Regions from separate parts of the Homo sapiens genome. Here region 2 is linked to region 1. Evidence: chromatin loops called from intact Hi-C (ENCODE). Cell type or tissue: CD4-positive, alpha-beta T cell. All regions are shown on one strand.

What was found. A loop is a pair of places that touch in the nucleus more often than their neighbours do. Peaks named below come from ENCODE experiments on the same cell type or tissue, not always from the same donor. Only the 100,000 strongest peaks of a DNase experiment are listed, where the experiment ranks them.
Region 2: it touches region 1 in a loop (2.7-fold over the local background); 15 of 110 quality-filtered maps call a loop at or near these places.

Annotation. Positions count from the first base shown.
Region 1 is chr10:22,226,524-22,234,523 of GRCh38, forward strand. TRN-GTT2-3 (tRNA-Asn (anticodon GTT) 2-3) reads right to left here and starts at 3,059; the gene lies at 2,986-3,059. RefSeq lists a silencer at 2,511-2,760. In CD4-positive, alpha-beta T cell, no CTCF peak of the experiment used is centred here; DNase peaks (open chromatin) are centred at 2,708, 3,008 and 4,128; H3K4me3 peaks cover 2,451 bases; H3K27ac peaks cover 1,123 bases.
Region 2 is chr10:21,529,858-21,537,857 of GRCh38, forward strand. It overlaps MLLT10 (MLLT10 histone lysine methyltransferase DOT1L cofactor), which reads left to right and starts at 4,375. Exons shown (of 23, transcript NM_001195626.3): 1 at 4,375-4,663; 2 at 4,788-4,947. The coding sequence starts at 4,788. RefSeq lists enhancers at 3,944-4,657, 5,373-6,085, 6,349-6,862 and silencers at 4,023-4,552, 4,563-4,632, 4,743-5,082, 5,223-5,312. In CD4-positive, alpha-beta T cell, a CTCF peak has its summit at 3,821; DNase peaks (open chromatin) are centred at 4,314, 4,884 and 5,144; H3K4me3 peaks cover 2,697 bases; H3K27ac peaks cover 1,185 bases.

The DNA of each region.
Region 1 (8,000 bases):
TTCTTACTTAATTAAAATGTTTCAAGTTCTTTAACTATTTTCTAGTTAAATGTATTATAGCTTATTCTACCCTCAATTCATTGCTGTTTTCAGTTGTAGCTATAAATTGAAGAACATTTTAGGCCCTGTGTCCATCAAAATTCAGAGAAATAAAAGTTCATATTTGCATTATTCATTATCATGTATTATGCATGCAGAAACAGAGCAGTTAGGTTTCTTCAGGCTTTTTTTCCTAAACTTTGCATTGCATGACATCAGACACAAGTGTTAGAAACGAAAGCAGAGACACGTTAAACCATGTGGCTTCCTCCTAGCCTCCATTATTTTCTAAAGAAACACTTGCATTATAAAAATACTTTAAATGAATGACTTCTATGACTTTTGTGACAGATCTTTAATTTTTATCTATTATCTGTTTTGTCCTTTTCTGAATTAGATGAATAGTACATTCTCTAATGAGTTTTTATTTTTAAATCATAGCAATTGGTTCACCTTTTATTATGTTACTTCAGTGAATTTCCCTCTGATTGTGTATACGCAGTTTAAGTATACAACTCTATTAGCAACATTAGGAACATATTTACATACTCAAATATACAACATAGCCTTTTAAATGCTATTCAGCCTTTAATTAAAGCTTTAAATGATCTTGACATATATCTAGGTTTGGCTGGTATTACAGAGCCCAGAAATTAAGGACAAAAAGATGCTCCTCAGAAATAGCATTTATTGCAACATCAACAACCATGACACGTTGAAATTTTATAAGGCCAATGCATCCATAAATATTTGTGCAATTCTTCCAAATTGTTGCCCACCTACCTTTTTTTTTTTCTTGAGACAGGGTCTCACTCTGTCACCCACGCTGGAGTGCAATGAAGTGATCACCATGCTGGGTTAATTTTTTATTTTGTGTAGAGATGCTGTCTCATTCTGTCGCCCAGGCTGGTCTCCAACTCCTGGGCTCAAGTAATCCTCCTGCCTTGGCCTCCTAAAGTGCTGAGACTACCGGTGTCAGCCACCCACACTGGGACCCACCTATCTTACCTGCCTGCAAGAGCCAAGGAAATGGCCTAAGCACTTGTCCACATAATCACAGCAACTGCTTCTGCTTACATTAGAGGGGAGTTTTGCACTCAGTGTGACACCTCCATTCCCATTTAATTCTCCTCCATTTTCTGGTCTCTAAATCATATTAATACCCAAAATAGGGTGAAATAGAATGTATTTAGAAATTTAAGATCAAATTTTAAACTGCCACCTAGGCCCCTGGTCAAGTACAAATTCTGGTACTATCTCACAAAAGTGTCCTGAAACAGGGGTCTACGTGGATGTGCCAATTCCCAAACATCAGCTTGGGGTCAAAGAATCCTTAGTCTCTAGACTCCATGGCCTGAATCTATCCTGAATCTGTCTCCTTCCAGATTTTGCCTGCCTCTCTCTCTCATCTTGCCTTCTGTACCTAAATGCTAACAAATTGTTTCCCTAAGACAGATTCCCCAGGAATACTTCCTATGCACACACAGCTTTCATTTGAATAAAATTGAGCAGCCCAATGAATGCATAATTTAACAATGCCCTTTAGCACGCCACAAATGTTGTGTTGGTTTTTATTTTACCCCCTTTACAAGATTTGGAGCAAAATATTAACGAAACTTCATAAAAACCAATTCAAGTATCTTTTGGTTTCAAATTAACTAATTAGGTAGCTGTATTTTAGAGGAAGGAACTTCCAAGAAGGCAGTACATCAGGGAGGAGCTTGGGCTTGGGCCTGACTACCCAGGTTCCAAACTCACTGTGACTTCCGGCAAATTACTCAGCTATTTACTCAGTCGCACTGTGCCTCAGTTGCCTCATCTGTACAATGGCAATAATAGGACCTGGAAGACTTATGAAGATTACATACCTTTCTCCACGAAAGCACTCAATAAAATAAGCCTTTATTAATATGTCAACTGAGCTGAAACATAACGAATATAAAACAATATATCCACAGGAATAAGATGTATTAGTTCTTACACTTTTCTTCAAAACTGTCTTTCAATTTTCTGTAGTCCAAGCCAAAACAATAATTATTATGATGAAACTATGATTATTTCTCAAAGTAATAAAATAGAAGGAAACTATTTTGAGAGGGCTTTGCATTTGGGGAAATAAAAGGTAGGGGACGTTGAAAGTAGAAAGTTGAAGCAAAGTATGGTAGCAGCTTCACATTCAATCTTTCTCATCATTCTTTTTTTTCAGGTTTAACAGTCATACTATTGTAAAAGAGGTTTTCTCCTTTTCCGCCTTGATGGGAAGTGTTGCAGGCTTATTCTATTCTCTACTAAATTCAAGCGTTTTAGTAGAAAAAGTAAAATATAATATATATTCTTACAATATTGTCCACACGAAAGATTTACTACACAAAAATTATTTCTGAAGGCATTAATACCAGGAACAATTAATGTTTAAGTCGCAAACGGAGATGTTTACGCTGACAGGGAACAGACAAAAGGGCGGCCATGCTTCAACAAAATGTAGGAGTTTTCAGTTTGCAGCTTGAACTTGACACTGTTGAAATACATGCATTTCGGTGGCCCCGTTACATTTCACGCGTCACGAAGCCGAGCAAGACCAGCCCGGGCCGCCTTCCCCGTGTACGCGCGGGCCTCCGGGGACGCGCAGAGCTGGAGCGGCGGGCGCGCGCGGCAAACGGGCCCGCGCGGCCTCTGCGCGTCCCCGCTCCAGCACCCTGGCGAGGCCTAGACCGCCGTGAAGACCCCGGGGAAGGAGTGGCCGCGCTCACCTGCAGCCGGGAGAGGACAGCGGGGGAGAGGAGGCCGCTCTGCACCGGCCGAAAGCGAAGGGCTCGCCGGCTGGCCGCGTAGTGTAAGGGTCGGTGGTTTCTTTGCTTGGTCCCTGGAAATCCACCCCTTCTTATCCCGGAGGCCTGAACTCGATTTCTGCAAAACTTCCCGCGACCAGCTCATAAAAGGAGAGCGCGTCCCTGGGTGGGCTCGAACCACCAACCTTTCGGTTAACAGCCGAACGCGCTAACCGATTGCGCCACAGAGACTTCGGTGTCATTTTCCCCTTCTGCCTCAGCCTTTATGAAGAATAATAAAGGCAGTGTGTGGCTGTTTCTGCTTTCTGATTGGTACTATCAGAACCAAAATATTTTACTTCACGTTTCCAACCCTCTTAATTCTATTTTCCACCTTTTAAGCATATCGCAAAATTATACAACAAAATCAAGCAGCATTGCAGATTGCAAAATGTATTAAAATACTGTTGCTCCCCCCCGCCAACTCCCATTTGGAACGTTGTATTTCAGGAAAATAACTATTTCTTATTAGTTTTCTTTTATGAGAAAATCAAAGCTTTCATCTTGTGAGCTGAGAAACTTTCCCTTTGTTTCGAACAATTTGCCCAGTGCTTCGTTCGCTCATCTCTCGTGATTTACTTGTGTAGTATTCCCAAGGTCATCTGAATTTTATTTGGCTGCTTTATTTTTATATTCAGGTATTACTAAATGCATAGATGAAATCCCTATTTGTTTTGTACTAAATACAGTACAATGATTTCACACTAACATTTTGTTACTGGAAAGAAACATCAGGGAAAAAAAGCTACAGGAACATTTCTTAGTTCCAGTGCGTTGTAGTTTATTGCTAAATCTGCCCTCGTCCCTGGAATTAGCCTACACACCCACATCGAAGCATAGCACTTAAAACACACATCTCGAGGGATAAATAAAACCCAATTTGAGGAAAGAGAAGTTAAAGAAGAAAAAGGAATGATTTATACTAACTCCTGCAAATTTTTAGCACAGAAACACTGCAGGTAAACATGCTCCATTCCTATAAATACTTCAATGAAAATCGTTCCCTTTGTGTGAATGTTTCCTGGTGCCTTTTAAGGTACACTTCTAAGTTCCAAACGCTCTTTTTCTCCCTTCTTCTCTCCTCAAATAATTGCGAGTTTCCACTTGAGAACGTGAACGTGTTTAAATTTTTAACAGTCACTAAACCGCTCTGTACAGAATCCCTCCAAAAACAATCGCTATCATGATTTATAGACGTTGTAAGCGACGCGTCTTGGTCCAATCAGCATTTTGAGTTCCCGTTGCATGGTAAGACAACTTAAATTGGCTTTGGAACCAATTAGAAGCCGAGTTCCCTGAAAGCGTTGAGATGTTAAACAGCTGTGAATTCACGCCAAGCTGCACCACGCCACTTTCAACAAACTTTTGGAAGTGCACTTGAAATTTTTGAATTTGAAAAAACAATCTAGGAAATGCTTCTACAGAGTGTATGAGAAGTCTCATTTCATTAGACGATGCTGCTTTGTACTTGGTAATATTATATGTACCTGTTAATGGGAGCTAAAACTATCAGGTACTGGCTTTTCTTCTCCAAATACCAAACTGAGTGTCCTTTCCTCTGTTGTTTTTGTGACTATCCAGTTAGAACAGACTGCAACGGGTGTACTTCACTGCCCCATCATTCAATGTTTACTCTTCTGTTTAAAGTAATATTAGGAACGGTTCTACTCATGTAAATCTCTTCAGCTCCAATATCTTTTCCTCACTTCAGTCATCATACTAGCATTTGACTTCTAACAAGAGAGATAATGAGAAACAGTCGATGAGAAAAACTAACTCAGAAAGGAATATTAACTCATTCTAGGCTAAAAAATTGTCTATGTAAGTACCACTATTGGTTTTAAAACTGTCTTCAAGCCTGGTTCTGTAGTTTTTAACATTTTACATAAAATGGCTGTTTCCACGGTTACTTAGCTCTGCCTTGTTTTCCCTCTCCACTTGAAACTACTTCAAAGGAGCATATAAATGTTTAAAATATTGAATGGACTCTGAACATTTTATTCCAATGGTATATATCAAGCACATCTTTTATGCAGAATGATCACTAACAAAAATAAGGGAGAAGAATGCATTGTCATCTAAATCTTTGTGATTATCTCATCTTAGGCCATAATATTTATGTTCAGTTTTTAAAGCCAAACTAAGCCCACTGGATTAATTTTAGAAACATACATTATCTTTTCTTAATTTTAAGATAACCCAAGATAAATGAGTCCTATAGCTTCATTAGCACTTGGGTCTTTATAACTGCTAAAAGTAAAATGAACTGGGCATTTTGCCCCCTTTTTTGTGTATTATACACAACTGAACTGCAAATTTACTTTTCCTAAGAATATGCCCTATCAATGGGGCTCATCTGTGCAGATTAATGGGCATATATATTTTATTTTCTTCTTGGAGAGGAAGAGAGAAAAGCAAGAAGATCTGTGCAAATAGGATTCACCTGTCTTAACAGGCAAGCCACAATGGACCACACTGATCTAACACCTTCCAGATACCATGAATCCAAGGCTTTCAGATAATATTCTTCCAGCTTCATCCCAACAGCATAGGCAACTCACAGGGTTGCCATTAGCAGGATTGTGCATGACCTGAATTCTTCTTCATTTCTGTATTTCAGAAGTATGGTGACGGAGTCGTTAAAAACGAAAAATCCAGTTAAAAAAAATTTTTTTTAATAGCCGGGTATGGTGGCTCACACCTGTAATCCCAGCACTTTGGGAGGCTGAGGCGGGCAGGTCACCTGAGGTCTGGAGTTCAAGACCAGCTGGCCAACATGGTGAAACTCCGTCTTTACTAAAAATACAAAATTAGCCAGGCGTGGTGGCAGGCACCTATAATCCCAGCTACTCGAGAGGCTGAGGCAGAAGAATCGCTTGAACCCGGAAGGTAGAGGTTGCAGTGAGCCAAGATCACGCCATTGCACTCCAGCCGGGGTGACAAGAGCAAAAACTCCGTCTCAAAACAAAGAAAAACAAAGTTTGGAATTGTTTTTTAAATCAAGTGAGTTACAGAAGTCATCCCAATAAGTGGAAGGTGGTGGCACCAGGAAATAAGTTAAAAGACAACACTACACAGATGTCTCTAAGAGCAAGAGGAGAATTATGAAACCAATTCTCAAAACAAATGCTAATCATATTTTACAACTGATTTATGAGTAAAAGTAAATCGAACCCTTCCAACCAGCCTCAAGCTTAAAACCACGTTTCCTACTCACCAAAAGTATCCTTCTCATATAAAACTGGAGGACTAAGGTCAGTTATGTTTAACAAGCCAAAAGGAGCATCACAGAAGCTAGCATTCGACTGGGCATGGTGGCTCACAACTAGTAATCCTAGCACTTTGAGAGGCTGAGGCGGGAGGATAGCTTGACACCAGGACTTGAAGACCTGCTGGGGCAACATAGGAAGACCCCATCTTTACAAAAAATCCAAAAATTAGCTAGGTGTGGTGGTGTGTGCCTGTAGTCCCAGCTACCTGAGAAGTCGAGGCAGGAGGATCACTTGAGGCCGGGGAGGTTGAGGTTGCAGCTGCAGTCAGCTGTGATTATGCCACTGCACTTCAGCCTGGGTGACAGAGCAATACCTTATCTCAAAAAAAAAAAAAAAAAAAAAAAAAAAAAGGCAATCAGCATTAAGGTATATTAGTATATTTCTTTTTTATTATTTTTTAAAGTTGTATCACTTAGTTGGAAAATCTTGTGAAATTATTCAGATAATTATCTCTAAAAAGACATGGTTTAAGAGAAAAGCTAAAGGGGGGCAAAATAATGCATCAATAATCTGCCTGGTGGGTTCAAACAAAAATTATATATATATTTTTTACTTTGTGAACCTCTCTTTTGTATATGAAAATACTTTCAAACCATTTTTATAGCTTTAATAATGCAGAGCTAAAATTTTAATCACTGCAGATCTCTTTAGTAGAAGAGTGTTATTTGCAAACAGTATCAATGATTTCACCTGGGTCCAGACCAATACAATCTTGGATCTAGCTAGAAATGGTTGCGGGGTGGAGGGGTAAGAAGGAGAACTTTAACTTTCTTCAGTATACTGGGGAAACTTCTGCTGAAAGACCTTATGGTTATCTCAGTAAATTGGCTAAGTTGTATCTCATTTTCCATCTCCTGACTACAACGCTATTAGCATGGGAGCCACAGTCTTCAATTTTCCATGATGTGTTCACAGAAACAACTTGAGGCAACAGTTATTTGCTATTCAATCTCTACAGTAAAAATGCTGATAAATTGGCAGTCCCGCCTATCTTTCTGAACTCAGCTATTAAAAATCAACATTAAAAATTTTAGAATAGACACAAATATCCTCTTGCCATTTGCTTCGAAATAAGAAAGTAAGCAGGTGCCCAAGGAAGACTTGACTCCTCAGCTGTGACTGCCAGAGGTTGTGGGTAGGGAATAGGCCGGTCAAACAATCCACTGAGGAACCCAGAGACACAGGGGAGAATAAAACAGTGTGGAATGAATTCAACAAGGTAGGCAGATGGAGGAGGAAGAGCACTAAATATTGCATGATTCAGGGAAGTGCTCATTTATTTCCTCCTCTATAAAATTAAGAATATTTGCCCTACCTAATTAATAAGCCTATAAAAAAATAACGTGTGATTTATGTTTTTTCACCTCTAAAATGTTAGACAAATATGCCATTTAAAATTTTTAAACTCAGGCCAGACGTGGTGACTCACACTTATAATCCAGGGTTTGGGGAGGCCGAGGTGGGAGGATTGCTTGAGGCCAGGGGTTCAGGACCAACCTCGACAACATAGCAAGACCCCGTCTCTACAAAATAATAATAATAATAATAATAAAATTAGCTGGGTTTGGTGGCACGTGCCTGTTGTCTTAGCTACTTGGGGAGCTGAGGCAAGACGCTGGCTTGAGCCCAGGAGTTTGAGGTTACAGTGAGGTATGACCATACCACTGCACTCTAGCTTGGGCAACAGAACAAGCCCCTGTCTCTAAAACAAACAAAGTTAAAGATGAACAGTTCTGTTTAAAATAAATGAAAGGAAAAAAAATCCTACTTCAATCAGAGGGTATGATTTCGATTAAGGTAAAGAATCTAAGCCTCTTGCATTAAGGTAAAGATGAGTTATTCAGGAAAAGCCACCAGACAG
Region 2 (8,000 bases), 700 kb before region 1:
ATGTAAATACAGCCATTTGATATCAATTTTATAGCAAAAGAAATAGCTCCGAGGCCAAACACGATTAACCAAACCAAACCTTTCAAATATTAGACCTCGATTCTTAAAAAGATTTTTATTTAGATTACACAAAATTTAAATTTCAGAATTATCTACCAAACTTTCAGAAAATTAAAGTGTATCTAAAAACAATATTAATTATAATTGATTCTAAGTTGGAGATTGTTTTGTAATAAAATGATGACTGTTACATGAAAAGGTGGTAAACATTTGAGGGCTATTTAGAATAGTCAAGTCTAAACTACCTGGTAAATAAAAACTGATATTAATTTCAACTATTGAAAATCTTCAGATAAATCAATTCACCTGAAAATTTTTGTTAATCATTACTTACAAATATTAGTTCAATTGTACATACAAAATAAAATCTTGCTTTACTTTGAAGAATAAAGCTCAGAGTGTAATTAGCTTTTAAACACCAATTGAGGACATTAAACAAACATTTACTCTAGACCTACTATGTGCAAGACACTTGCTAGGTGTGATGGTGAGTAAAAAATAATCACCTAGTAAGATTAACAAGTTTCATTAAATAGATTTTTGAAAAAGCCATTAACAGAATCTCAATTCAAAACATAATTGCAAAGAATATTTTTATATGAAATTTCGAATAGTACTCCATGATATAGGTGCCATGGTGGTTTTGTATCTATAAAGACACGATACTCATTTATGGTGACATATTAATAACAAAGCTAGTTTCAGAAACACTTCAGTATTTTAATCATACTAGCATAAATATATGGCTCATAATAAACTTTTAATGAAAAAGGTAAAAACTCTTGGGTACCAAATGAGCAAAACAAAAAACAGAGATTCCTCTATGTAAAAGAGGATATATCTGAAAGTCTGCACAGATCATAAGAGAGTGTCTTTTTGAGTTTTTCAACTAATTTATTTAGAAAGAAGTTGATAGACTCCAATGAGGTTTAGCAGATGCAGGAATTCTAATTGCTTTTTGCTTAAAAAACTTAGTCGAAGAGCCAATATAGAATTTTACACACTATGGAAGTCAAGAATCTGAGTTCAGGAAAGTGTATCTAGTCTCAGCATTATAGAAGTATACCTCACATGGATGTAGAAATAGACCTCAGTTTCTATACCCCATTGTAGAAATTTATATATACCTTGACAATGGGTACAATAGACTAAATATAATATGCGCAAACAGAAGGCAAATAAAACTTTAATTTACAAAGGAGATAAATATGAATAGTACTAACCTCTGAAATGAATATGGTTTTAAATATTTCTTTCATAATATCTACTTATGTAAATAATTATGGAAAAGCAAATACAGAAATTTGGTGCCTACCTTAAAGAATAAAGAAAATTATTGGAAGATATATTACCCATAGAGCGAAAATACATCTTCCCATTATAGTAGGGTTAGAGGTTACATCATAAAATACTTTACTTGAGTTTTTTGTGGTTTGCCTCAGATGATTAGTTTGGAGAAACAGATGAGCTAGTACTGAGTTAGCTGCTGTTATGTGAAGCAATGTTTAGAGACAACAGGGTTTCATTTTATTCTAGAGGTACTACATACACTTTTTTGAAGGATATTTTGAGAATATAAAATAAAAATTTAGGGTAACATTTTACAGTTGAAATTGTTCTTTTTCACAAAGTTATTTTATAACTCCTATGGTAATTTATTTTTATATTGCTATGTATTTTAAAAAGCATACTTGAACTTTAACAATTCTGCCAATGTAATTACAAGTTTTATCCATTTTGAGGTAGGAAAATTAGCATATTCAGCCAATTGTTACATATATGACTATATATATATATATATATATATATATATATATATGTCTCACAAAGGACAAATACAACTTTCTCACTGCTATATTCCCCATATCCAAAACAGTCCCCAGTACACAGTAAATGTTGAATAAATATTTACTGAATGAATAATTAATTGTGTATTTGAACTGTTTTACTGTTTTATACTGTCTGCTTTTCTTCCTTTTCACTTAACATTTTATAGAAATATACAAAATATTATACTTCAGATATACAAGAAAAAGTTTGATATCTGGTACAAGTTAAAATGAAAATGAGTTATTTACACTCATGTTTTTTCTTATAATTTTCATACTCAACATATGTTAAAATCAGTTTTAAATAATTTGAATTATATTTTGTGAACACTTATGTATACATCTTTAACAAAATTTGTTTCAGATACTATTGTTTATATACAGGCTGTTATGAAATAATACATTTTCCCTATTTTTAAAAATTTCTGAAACCTCTTACAAATGATACATTTTTTTTGTTTTGTTTAGGAAATAGCAAGTGTTTACTTACATTTGTTTTAAGTGTTAAAGAATAGGGCAAGGTACCCATCCTTCTTTACATACAAATTAATTCCTTCACAAGAACTAAGCTCCAATGCATTAAAAATAAAACAAATGTGTTTTTAAATAATTTAATGCATTAAGGCTTGGCTGCAGTGTTTGGGAGGGGAAGTTTCACACTGATTTTTAACTCAGAATTGCTCTATAGTAAGAGTCTGAACAGGACTTGGATATTGAGCTGGTATCCTTTGTATAAGGGTGAAGATAAAATATATGGTTAAGATACACAAGACAGTATAGTTTTGTTTGAAGCCCGTTTTAGTTTCATAAATTTTTAAGGTAGTTAAAAAATATAATTATTATATATCCAGAAATGTATTAATTGTTGTCACATCCCAAAAAAGAATTCATATTATGTAGTCTTGTAGTCACCTTTTCTAAATGCACTATGTGAATTCTCATTGTTTTAGTGTATATTTTAATTGCCATTACTTTGTATATCTCAGCTTTTAAAACATCTGAATTTGCTATATATGCTCTCATTGTGCTGTATACCTATTATCACTCTTACACAGATTTCTAGCAATTAATTTGAAATAGAAAAACAGCCATGATACCTTTTCTAACCCCCCTTTATCAGAAGAACATTTAGAAGGCTTTTAAAGCCCAAACCATTATATTATCTTTTGGCGACCGACTAGGAGAACTTGGGTTCTCTATGCTTTAGCACTGTGAAAGTGCATCTTCCAGATCAGCACATTTATAATGCGAATTGCTGATAAAGAACCATTTTGTACCTGCAAGGTATTAATCAAAAGTCATGAATTCGCCTTTTAACTGGGCTTGTCATTTAAACAATCTATGCATAATTCTGATTTCATGCGAAACTTTTCTAATTAGACATTTTTTGCTTAAACATCAATATTGGGCTTTACGGATGCATAAGGAATAGGCAGACAGTGGAAGATTTTAGTTTAAAAGTGCTCAGCATCCAGCTAATTAATCTATGCAGATAGGCCTAATCCATTTTCCATTTGTTTGTGAGGTGGGAGCTCTCATCTTTCTGCCACTTTTAAATGACCTCACATTTCCAAGTATAAATTTGGAGAAAAGACCCGGATCAGAGGAATCCTCCATCAAAACTGGACGCCACTGTCTGATGGCGTTAATTATGTTTTAGCGACTGACTAGGAGGGCTAGAGTTCCTTCTTCCTTTTGGTGTAATACAACTGCATTTTCCGGATCATCGTATTATATTGCTAATTCCGGATAAACCACCATTTGTCCTGCACACCGAGCTGAGGGGCGCCTTGGCGTTCCCTCTCCGAGTGCAGCCCTAACACAGGCTTTTGACCTTCAGCCTGGAATACACTTTCGTTTGTCATTGGGGCCCACGTAGTGCGAAAATGGGCGGCAGATTTGGTAGGACTTCCAGCGGGTGAACTTTGGGAAGAGTCCAGGACGTGAATTTAATGGGTGGAGTGGCTGCGGCAGCACTGTGAAGTTAGCGCGGCCAACTGCAGGAAGCCATGCTTCATTACACCCTTCATGGAAGCTGGCACACTCGCCCCACCCTCGTTTTCCACGGGCCAGTCTTGGAGGAAAAGGCCAGCAGGTAGGTTCCCAGGGCACGGAGATGATGCCCCCGGGGACTCCCCTCTGGCGATTCTGAGAAAACCCCTTCCCAGCCCTGGGCGTCCACCTCCCCCGCCACCTCCCAGGCCTCTTCCCGACGCTCACACGCGGCCCGCGCCACCAGCGCTGCAGAGGGCGGCCCTAACGTCCCCGCCCCCGCGTGCGCGCCCCCGCGCCCGTTCATTCCGGCCTCCGCGCGCCGCCGGCTCCCCTCGCGCCCACCCCCAGCACACCTCGGCGGCGGCGAGCGGCGCGGGGGAGGGGGACGGGGCCCCGGAGGTAGGCCGGGGGCAGCCAACAGGCCGCGGCAGCGCGCACGCAGGGCTAGCCTCGCCCAGGCCTCCTCCCTCACGCCGGCCGCAGGACGGGCGCGCACGCCAAGTGACGCTCCGAGGAGGAAGCGCAGCCCCCTTCCCCTCCCTCGCTGCCCCTGGCCCAGCGGGAGCCCCCCCTCCCCCCAGTGCGCCTGTGCGGAGGCCCTCTTGATTATGTGTGCCCTCTCCGGGCGCCCGCGTTAGCGGCCGGGTGGAGGTGGGGAGGGAAGACGCTGAGGAGGAGGAGGAGGCGGAGGAGGCGGTGGAGGGGAGGTGGGGGGAATCAGCAAGGACATGGCTCCTGACTCCTGTGCGGAACGTGAGTGACTGAGCGGCAAAGCCCGAGTGAGCGAGCGGTGGGCTGCCGGGCCGGGCGGGGGGCGCCGGGGCGGGCTCGGGGGGCTGTGTGGGGGGGAAGCACTAATCGGCTTGCATGTGTTTTTTAATGGTCCCCCCAACTCCCTCTTAGATGGTCTCTAGCGACCGGCCCGTGTCACTGGAGGACGAGGTCTCCCATAGTATGAAGGAGATGATTGGAGGCTGTTGCGTTTGCTCAGACGAGAGAGGCTGGGCCGAGAACCCGCTGGTTTATTGCGACGGGCACGGCTGCAGCGTCGCGGTGCATCAAGGTAAACACCCAACCGCCCGCCGGGGCGCGCCGGCCTGCGCCCAACGGTCACCGCCGCCCCCACCTGGGCCGCAACCGCCGGCGCCCCCGCCCCGTGCCGCGGCCGCGGGAGGGACGCGGAGGGTCCGCGGCGGGGCGCGGGGGGTGTGGGCCGCGCATGTGGGAGAAAGTGCGTGTGGCCCGGACTGTCATGTGATTCCGCTCTCACTCTCTCAAGTGTCATTCGGCCGCCGCCTGCGCCTGGGGCCGGGGTCTGCTGACTCGGCGGGGCGGGGCGGGGCAGGGCGGCGGCCGCGCCCTCGAGATCTGGGCCGGGGTGGGGGCGGGGGCGGGGGCGGGGGCGGTGCGCGCCCTTCCCGGGGTTCCCGGGGCCACGGGGGTGGGTTTGGGAGAGTGGAGCGCCCTCTTCTCCCCTGGCCTGCAGCCGCCTGTCTGCCGCAGTGTTTGGAGACTTCCTGTGGCGTGGAGACGGGCTCGGGAACGCGGCGCCAGTGTGGGGAGGCTGGGGGTCGCCTTGCCTCTTTAGATGGGGAGGGATGCGGGGCCCGTTGCACCCCGAGCCAGAAGGCTCGGGCCCTGCCGCCGCCGCCCGGTAGCTGTCTGCGGAGGAGATGGCGGAGTCCGTTGCTGACCATGCGGGAGTGGCGGGGCTGCTGCAGCGCCTGTGGGGTGGCCGCGGCAGGCCACCACCAGCCTAGGTGGCTGAAGAGGTGGCGGTGCCAAGTCACTTTTGGGGAGCCTCTTAGTTTATTTCTGGTTGTTAACAATTGATGAGGTTTTTGGATATACAAGAAGGCCGAGGACACTAGTAAGATACTTTTCTGGCCTTTGAAGTGGCCGACTTTTCCCCATTTCACGTGGTAAGGAATCCAGGACAAAACAGTCTATATTCTTTTTTGGTGGCTCCATGTCCCTTCGCATTTCTGAATCTGGCATTAAGCGATGCATATGTTTTTAGTAGTCTGTTGGAAAGGACTACCACCAAAAGGGAGACGAAAATTTGAACATCTGCTAAAGTGCATTTTGTAGAGAAACGAATGTCACACTTGGAAAGGGAGACTTTAGAAGCAGTGGTGATGATTCTGAGGTAGTGTACTTACTCTGAGAATGCTGTTTATTCCCAGACTTTTATTTTTTTACTTTTTATTTTGTTGAGACGGAGTCTTGCTCTGTCACCCAGGCTGTAGTGCAGTGGTGCCATCTCAGCTTACTGCAACCTCTGCCTCCTGGGTTCAAGCGATTGATTCTCCTGCCTCAGCTTCTTGAGTAGCTGGGATAACAAGCACACCCTAGCACACCGGCTAATTTGTATTTTTTAGTAGAGACGGGGTTTCGCCATGTTGGCCAGGCTGGTCTCAAATTCCTGACCTCAGGTGATCCTCTTGCCTCGGCCTCCCAAAGTGCTGGGATTACCGGCGTCAGCCACTGCGCCTGGCCCTAGACTTTTAAAGAAGAGCCAAGTTGCATGTCTTGCTTTTTTAGGGAGTGAATACAATGCGTGTCAAACCAGATACTGATTTTAAGGTCATCCCATGTTCATTGGCATTTTGAAGGCCAATGAATTTCTTATGAATTGGAATTTCTTATGAATTGGATGATAAACTATCAAAATTTGATAATTTCTATGTCCCAATATAGAAAATTTTTATTCAAATCTTAAATTTTCCTTCCTAGAAGTACACCTGAATAAAGTTTTTGGGCAATGATGCTGTGTTTTGGACACCTATGCTGTGTTTTTTGACGGATAGAGCATTTATAGTGAGACACATTTTACAAATTCTGTTTTTTTGAGACAGGGTCTCACTTTGTGGCTCAGGCTGGCATGCAGGGTGCTATTACAGCTCACTGCAGCCTTGACCTTCCAAGCCATCTTCCCACTTCAGCCTTCCCAGTAGCTGGGACCACAGGCCTGGACAACCATGTCGGGCTAATTTTGTATTTTTGGTAGAGGTGGGATTTCACCAGGTTGCCCAGGTTGGTCTTGACTTTTTTTTTTTTGAGACAGAGTTTTGCTCTTGTTGCTCAGGCTGGAGTGCAATGGTGCCATCTCGGCTCACCGCAACCTCTGCATCCAGGTTCAAGTGATTCTCCTACCTCAGCCTCCCGAGTAGCTGGGATTGCAGGCATGGACCACCATGCCCTGCTAATTTTTGTATTTTTTTTAGTAGAGATGGGGTTTCTCCATGTTGGTCAGGCTGGTCTTGAACCCCTGACCCCAGGGTGATCTGCCTGCCTTGGCCTTCCAAACTGCTGGGATTACAGGTGTGAGTCATTGCACCTGGCCTGGTCTCGAACTTTTGAGCTCAAGGGATCTGCCCGCCTTAGCCTCATAAAGTGCTGGGATTACAGGCATGAGCTGCCTTGCCTGGTCCTACAAATGTTTAACTGGAAGTGGAAGTTTAGCTTTTGGAGTTTTAAAAAGTTATACTGAATTTATATTCTGCTGTGATTGTACAGTGGGTAGTACTCTGTTTTGTGAATTTATATTCTTTCTTTCTTTATATATTTTTTTGAGGCGGAGACTCCCTCTGTCGCCCAGGCTGGAATGCAGTGGGGCAATCTCGGCTCACTGCAGCCTCTACCTCCCGGGTTCATGTGATTCTCCTGCCTCAGCCTCCTGAGTAGCTGGGACTACAGGCACTACCACCACACCTGGCTAATTTCTTTTTTTCTTTTTTGAGATGGAGTTTTGCTCTTCTTGTCCAGGCTGGAGTGCAGTGGCGTGATCTCGGCTCAGTGAAACCTTCGCCACCCAAGTTCAAGTGATTCTCCTGCCTCAGCCTCCCAAGTAGCTGGGGTTACAGGCACCTGCCACCATGCCCAGCTAATTTTTAAAAAAATTTTTAGTAGAGATGGGGTTTCACCATCTTGGCCAGGCTGGTCTGGAACTCCTGACCTCAGGTGATCCTCCTGCCTCGGCCTGCCAAAGTGCTGGGATTACAGGCATGAGCCACCGCGTCCGACCTGAATTTATATTCTTTAAATGCTTTCCAATATTTAAGATATTTTCATATTTCTGCCTAGCAAGCTCATGCAGAAGTCTACTTGGTTATT